Regions from separate parts of the Homo sapiens genome. Here region 1 is linked to region 2. A link is a contact called in ENCODE Hi-C or POLR2A ChIA-PET data. All regions are on one chromosome and are shown on one strand. The core of a region is the stretch at or near the end of the contact, and the rest is flanking DNA. Distances in the headings are between cores, read along the strand shown. Region 1 overlaps TRPV1 (transient receptor potential cation channel subfamily V member 1). Region 2 overlaps TRPV3 (transient receptor potential cation channel subfamily V member 3).

Region 1 (2,700 bases), core at 1-2,500, 69 kb after region 2:
TTATCTGAACAGCACCTTCACGGAGTGATTCCACTAAAACTCTCGACATGGTGGCGGGGACAAGACCTCAGGGCTGGCCATCACTGCCATCAGTGTGGTTTTCTGGGTCATCATTTGAAACAGGATGTTCTTGCATTTATGTAATGATGTACCCATTAAAACTCCTTGTGAGTAGAAAAGTTTTAATGACTTCTGGGAGGGAGGGTGGTTTTCTAAGTTCAGGTTTGATGGGAGCGAGAGGCAGCTCAGGAAAGCGTCTGCGGACGCGCCAGCCAGCGGCTGGGCCAAATCTGGAATGGCAGATGCTAAACACCGCCACCGTCGCTAATGGTGACAGTTTTCTCTTAGTGTTACCACTAGGGGGCACATTGACTTAAGCTGAGTTCTTGACATTAAGCTGAGCTCTTGACACTGGCCATCGGAGACAAATTTCTTTTCTTCACTCACCTGGGTTCCTCTCAAGATTCGAGCCCCAGCCGGCCTCAGTGGCTCACGCCCGTAATCCCAGCACTTTGGGAGGCCGAGGCGGGTGGATCGCCTGAGGTCGGGAGTTCGAGACCAGCCTGGCCAACATGGAGAAACCCCGTCTCTACTAAAAATACAAAATTAGCCAGGCGTGGTGGTGCATGCCTGTAATCCCAGCTACTCGGGAGGCTGAGGCAGGAGAATCACTTGAACCCAGGAGGTGGAGGTTGCATGAGCTGAGATCACGCCATTGCACTCCAGCCTGGGCAACAAGAGCAAAACTCCATCTCAAAAAATTAAAATTAAAATTAAAAAAAAAAAGAAAAATACCCTCCTTCCTGCATTTCGTCTCTGTGTTCCTGTCACCGGGTGCCCAAGAGTCTAAAAGACCAGCTTCCGTGGAGGGCAGCGGTCTGCGAGCCGGTCAGCACCCTCCAGAAGTGGCTAGAGCTTGAAGTCTGAGCTGGGGAGGGGTCAGACACCCAGTCAGCACAGAACGCTGGAGCCCCGCTCTGCAGAGCTGTGTTCCAGGGCAGGGACTGGGAACAAGAGGGACGAGGGCCAATGGAGGGTCAGCAGGTGGGTAGAACCTGGACCTTGGATGGAAGAGGCCCGCGTGTGCTAGATGCCGGCTGTATGGACTCCGGCTGGTAGCTGAACCTCTGGGTCTACTTCTTCCTCCACAAAATTACAGCCAAGAACACCTGCCCTACCTGCTTTACGAGGCTTTTCTGGGATTAGTCAGGATAGTGGGTGTGAATGGGCTCTGAGCCTGGTAAAGCTCTAGGCAGGCATGAGAGATGACTGCTCTCATCTTCATTATTTCAGCCTGAGGACCACATCTGCTGACTGCTGAGCTGTATCCGGCCATTAGCTCGAAGTTATGACTAATTGTTTTTTAATGAAAAAAACAAGGTTTGCTTAATGTTTGATGAGTCACGCAAGTGAGCATCTCTGTATCAGGACTCTCCCACTTTCAAAGACTTGGCCTGTCCATCTACCTGTGGCTGAGGGGAGAGGCCAGGTGAGACCCTCTCTCCTGAGGGCCCACCATGTGCTATACAAATCCCCTAGCAGAGCAGTAGGGTCAACAGGGTGGTCTCTGCGCTCAAGAAGCCCACGATGGACAGGAAAGGAAGATGTGCACAGGCTCTCTCTTGACACTAGGCAGGGCAGGGCACCCTGTAACAGGCACAGGCCAGGGGCTCTGGGGCCAACAGACCATGCCAACAACAAATGTTGAGCCGGGTCTTGGCCTCCCCTGCAGTTGTAATCAGATGGCGTATGTGTCACCAGGGAGGCCCTTTGCAGAGGGCAGATGCCATTTGGGCTGGGCCTTGGACAAGGAGAAGGATTCTGCCCCACAAGGAGGACATTCCAAACATGGGCCTTGGCATGAGCTAAGGTGCAGGAGGACAGGGCTGAGGACACCTAGGCACCTGCTCTCAAAGAGCTTTCAGTCCACTTCAGAAGAAGAGAAAAATAGGCCAGGCGTGGTGGCTCATGCCTGTAATCCCAGCACTTTGGGAGGCTGAGGCGGGCGGATCACCTGAGGTCAGGAGTTTGAGACCAGCCTGGCCAACATGGTGAAACCCCGTCTCTATTAAAAATACAAAAATTAGCTGGGTGTGGTGGCAGGCACCTGTAATCCCAGCTACTCAGGAGGCTGAGGCAGGAGAACTGCTTAAACCCAGGAGGCGGAGGTTGCAGTGAGCCAAGATCGCACCACTGCACTCTAGCCTGGGCAACAGAGGAAGACTCTCAAAAAGTCTCAAAAAAAAAAAAAGAAAAAGAAAAAGAAAAAAAGAAGAAGAAGAGAAAAGTAGAGAACATGAAAGCCACATACACATGATGTGGACGGGGTCAAGGCCCAGAGGCAGGCAGTGTGTGGCGGGAGGAAAAGCAGCGGCTGGTGGGCTGGAGTCCCCTACCCTGCCCTGAACTGGGTCTGGCCCACCATCTCTCCAGGCTGTTTTACAGCCTCCTGTCTCCCAGAACACCCTTCCTCCAATCCAGCGTCCACACTGTCAGCTACACTCCCAAGGCCCCAGTCCTCCAAACCCCACTGTCTACAGGAGACAGTCCAATCCCCTCAGGCGGGCATGCAAGACCCTTCACAGTCTGCCCAACACGTCCAGCCACAACTCCTATAAACATCCTTCCATTCACACTATGACCAAGTTACACCAATTTGTCACACTCTGGACATGACGATCACTTTAATGTAAACACATT
Region 2 (2,700 bases), core at 16-2,515:
TATCATAGTATATAAAATTCTTATTTATAGTGCTTATTACCGATGGTCTCTCCCTGTCTAGAATGTAAGTTCCATGAGGGCAAGGATCTCTATTTTGTTCACTGATACATTTCAAGTACCTAGAACAGTGCCTGATGTAGACAGTAAGTGCTCAATAAATGCTTGTTAAGAAAAAATAAGGCAAGTGACTCACATGAGGTCACACAGCAAGCCTGGGACACGACCAGCTCCGGACACCAGGTCTTCAGCTGCCTCCCCTCTCCTCGCCCCACCCAACAAATGCTTCCCAACACCAGGTCCAACCAGCTCCTATGCAGGGCAATGGGGACACACGATGAACTGGACAAGACCCCGTTTTCCAGGACACCCACACCTGGACACGCAGGGCTGCCCAGAGCACAGACTAGCTAGTCCTGCTGATTAAAAAACCACCCAGAAGATAGTCCCAGCTACTCAGGAGGCTGCAGCATGAGAATCGCTTGAACCCAGGAGGCAGAGGCTGCAGTGAGCCAGATGGCACCACTGCACTCCAGCAGCCTGGGCAACAGAGTGAGACTCCATTAAAAAAATAAAAATAAAAAAAATAACACCCAGAAGAGAAAACAGATGGGTGATCATCAGTCAGGCAAGACTGGGTGGCAGGAGGGGTCTCCTCTGCAACAAAGTTACACAGAGAAATTTTTGTGTGTGACGGAGCCATTTGTTCCCTGTTCTGACTGCAGTGGTGGTGAACCAACTCGACGCACTGTGAAAATGAACAGAACTGTCCTCTAACACGGGTGACTTTCACTATATCTAAATTATGCATTTCAATTTTTTTTTTTTTTCCTAGAGCATCCTAACCCCAATTGCTTCTGGACTCTGTGACTTGTGAGGCAGGGGAGTTCTGCCCTCTCACTCTCGACTCCCTGTCTGCAGTCCTGAGATGCACTGGGCCCTGGCACAGAGGTCAGAGCTGGAGGCCAGGACACCTAAGTCAATGCCCTGCTACCCTGGGGCAAGTCCTTTCCCTTCACAGAGCCATCTCCTCGCCTGTAAAATGGGGCTGCCTCCTCAGCCTCCCTCCCAGGTCTCTGTTCCCTCAGAGAGCTACCCAGGACAATGCTTCTAAGACCACCAGGTGACACCACCGGAACATGGACTCCTCCCCCAACACCTCCTCCCAGCCCCTCCTTCTCTGGTCCACCCTGGTGTCCTGCTCAGATGGACATGCCCAGCCTCCTCCCCTCCTGCCCCTCTGGGGCACCAGAGCTTCTTAAGGCAGGGACAGTGTGGGTGGAGCTCAAAGCGGGGTGGCCCCTCCCTTCCTCCCTCCTTCCTTCCTTTCTCTCCCTCCGCCCTCCTTCCTCCTCCCTTCCTCCCTCTCCCTCCTCCTTCTCCCTTCTGTCTCCTGCCTCCCTCCTCCCTCCCTCCCCCTCCTTACTCCTCCTCCCTCTCCCTCCTCCCTCCTCCCTTCCTCCCTCCTTCCTGCTTCCCTCTTCCTTTCTCCCTCCTCCCTTCCTTCCTCTCCCTCCTCCCTTCCTTCCTCCCTCATCCTTCCTGCTTCCTTCCTCCCTCCTCCCTCTCCCTCCTCTCTCCTTCCTGTTTCCCCCTCCCTTCCTCCCTCTCCCTCCTCACTTCCTTCCTCCTTCCCTCTTTCTTCCCCCCTCCTCCCTTCTTCCCTCCTTCCCCTTCCCTCCCTTCCTCTCCCGTCTCCCTCCTCCCTCCTCCCAGACTCCGCACCGGGCGGGGGCGGCACCCACCGAAGTAGAAGCCTTCGTGTTGGTACTTGGGGTTGAAGAAGGCCCCCTTGGCGTGCGCGTTGACGTCGGCGCCGGCGGCGATGAGCAGGGCTGCGATGTCCCCCTGCCGCCGCTCGATGGCGATGTTCAGCGCCGTCTGCCCTGCGGAGCGGGCGGGGACGCGCGGGAGCCTCAGCGCCGGGCACAGGGGCCTCTTGCCCACCCGCTCTGGCCTCCATACCCTCCCCGAACCCACGGGGAGATCAGAACCCTGGTCTGTGTCGCCAGCTACCAGGAATCCCAGCTTTGTTCTTTGCTTCCTTCATGCCTGCGCGGACCCAAGAAATGTTTGTGGAGCGCCTGCTCCGGGCTCCGGCCCCAGGCGCTGGGGGTCAGTGGGTGCCCAAGACGCAATCTCGATTATTTTCCTCAAGAAGCCCGCAGTGTCACTGAGAACGAGGTGCTACGATTCAGAGGGGTGCAGGAGCTGCGGTACCCAGAGCAAGGGCCCTTCACAGCCAGAGAGCGTCAGGGGGCTTCCCAGAGCTCTCTAACCTGGGACCTCAGAAGTTTAGCGAGGCGGTGTGGGGCCAGCTCATCAGCCAGGGCAAGAGGGCAGAGCTTGTGCTAAGGGCCAGAGTCACAGACGGCCTTGAATTAGGAAACTGGCAGGACGAGAATGTAGGGCTCGGTGCATGGGTGTTTTCAGACCTCTCTGGCTGCAAAAGTGGAGGATGCGTTAGAAGCAGCCGAGACCAGTGAAGGAAATGATGAGGCCTGTAATCCCAGCACACTGGGAGGCCAAAGCAGGTGGATCACCTGAGGTCAGGAGTTCGAGAGCAGCCTGACCAACATGGTGAAACATGGTCTGTACTAAAAATACAAAATTAGCCGGCCGTGGGGGCGCATGCCTGTAATCCCAGCTACTTGGGAGGCTGAGGCAGGAGAATCGCTTGAACCCAGGAGGCAGAGGTTGCAG

Evidence for each region. Hi-C counts contacts between places; a loop is a spot of excess contacts on that map. ChIA-PET counts read pairs that join two places held with the same protein, here RNA polymerase II (POLR2A). Pooled maps may share reads with other maps.
Region 1: a loop to region 2 is called in a pooled map, with 4 times the contacts of the local background. The contact joins two enhancer-like sites. A Hi-C loop is called at or near these places in 2 of 168 maps with a recorded cell type or tissue (heart left ventricle and sciatic nerve), 1 of 37 single-sample maps with no recorded cell type and 3 of 50 pooled maps. POLR2A ChIA-PET finds 5 or more read pairs at or near these places in 4 of 52 experiments (H1, RWPE1, endothelial cell of umbilical vein and 1 more).

What each region holds. Positions count from the first base shown.
Region 1 is chr17:3,602,366-3,605,065 of GRCh38, forward strand. The region is part of intron 2 of TRPV1 (transient receptor potential cation channel subfamily V member 1); the gene reads right to left. Among named protein-coding and RNA genes, the nearest start is that of TRPV1, 5.7 kb to the right of the region's middle. Within about 2 kb of position 1,251, at least 3 of the 41 ENCODE cell types and tissues checked have a DNase peak (open chromatin) inside an H3K27ac peak, as active enhancers do.
Region 2 is chr17:3,533,831-3,536,530 of GRCh38, forward strand. TRPV3 (transient receptor potential cation channel subfamily V member 3) reads right to left here. Exons shown (of 18, transcript NM_145068.4): 7 at 1,743-1,883. Among named protein-coding and RNA genes, the nearest start is that of TRPV3, 23 kb to the right of the region's middle. RefSeq lists a silencer at 1,919-1,968. Within about 2 kb of position 1,266, at least 20 of the 41 ENCODE cell types and tissues checked have a DNase peak (open chromatin) inside an H3K27ac peak, as active enhancers do.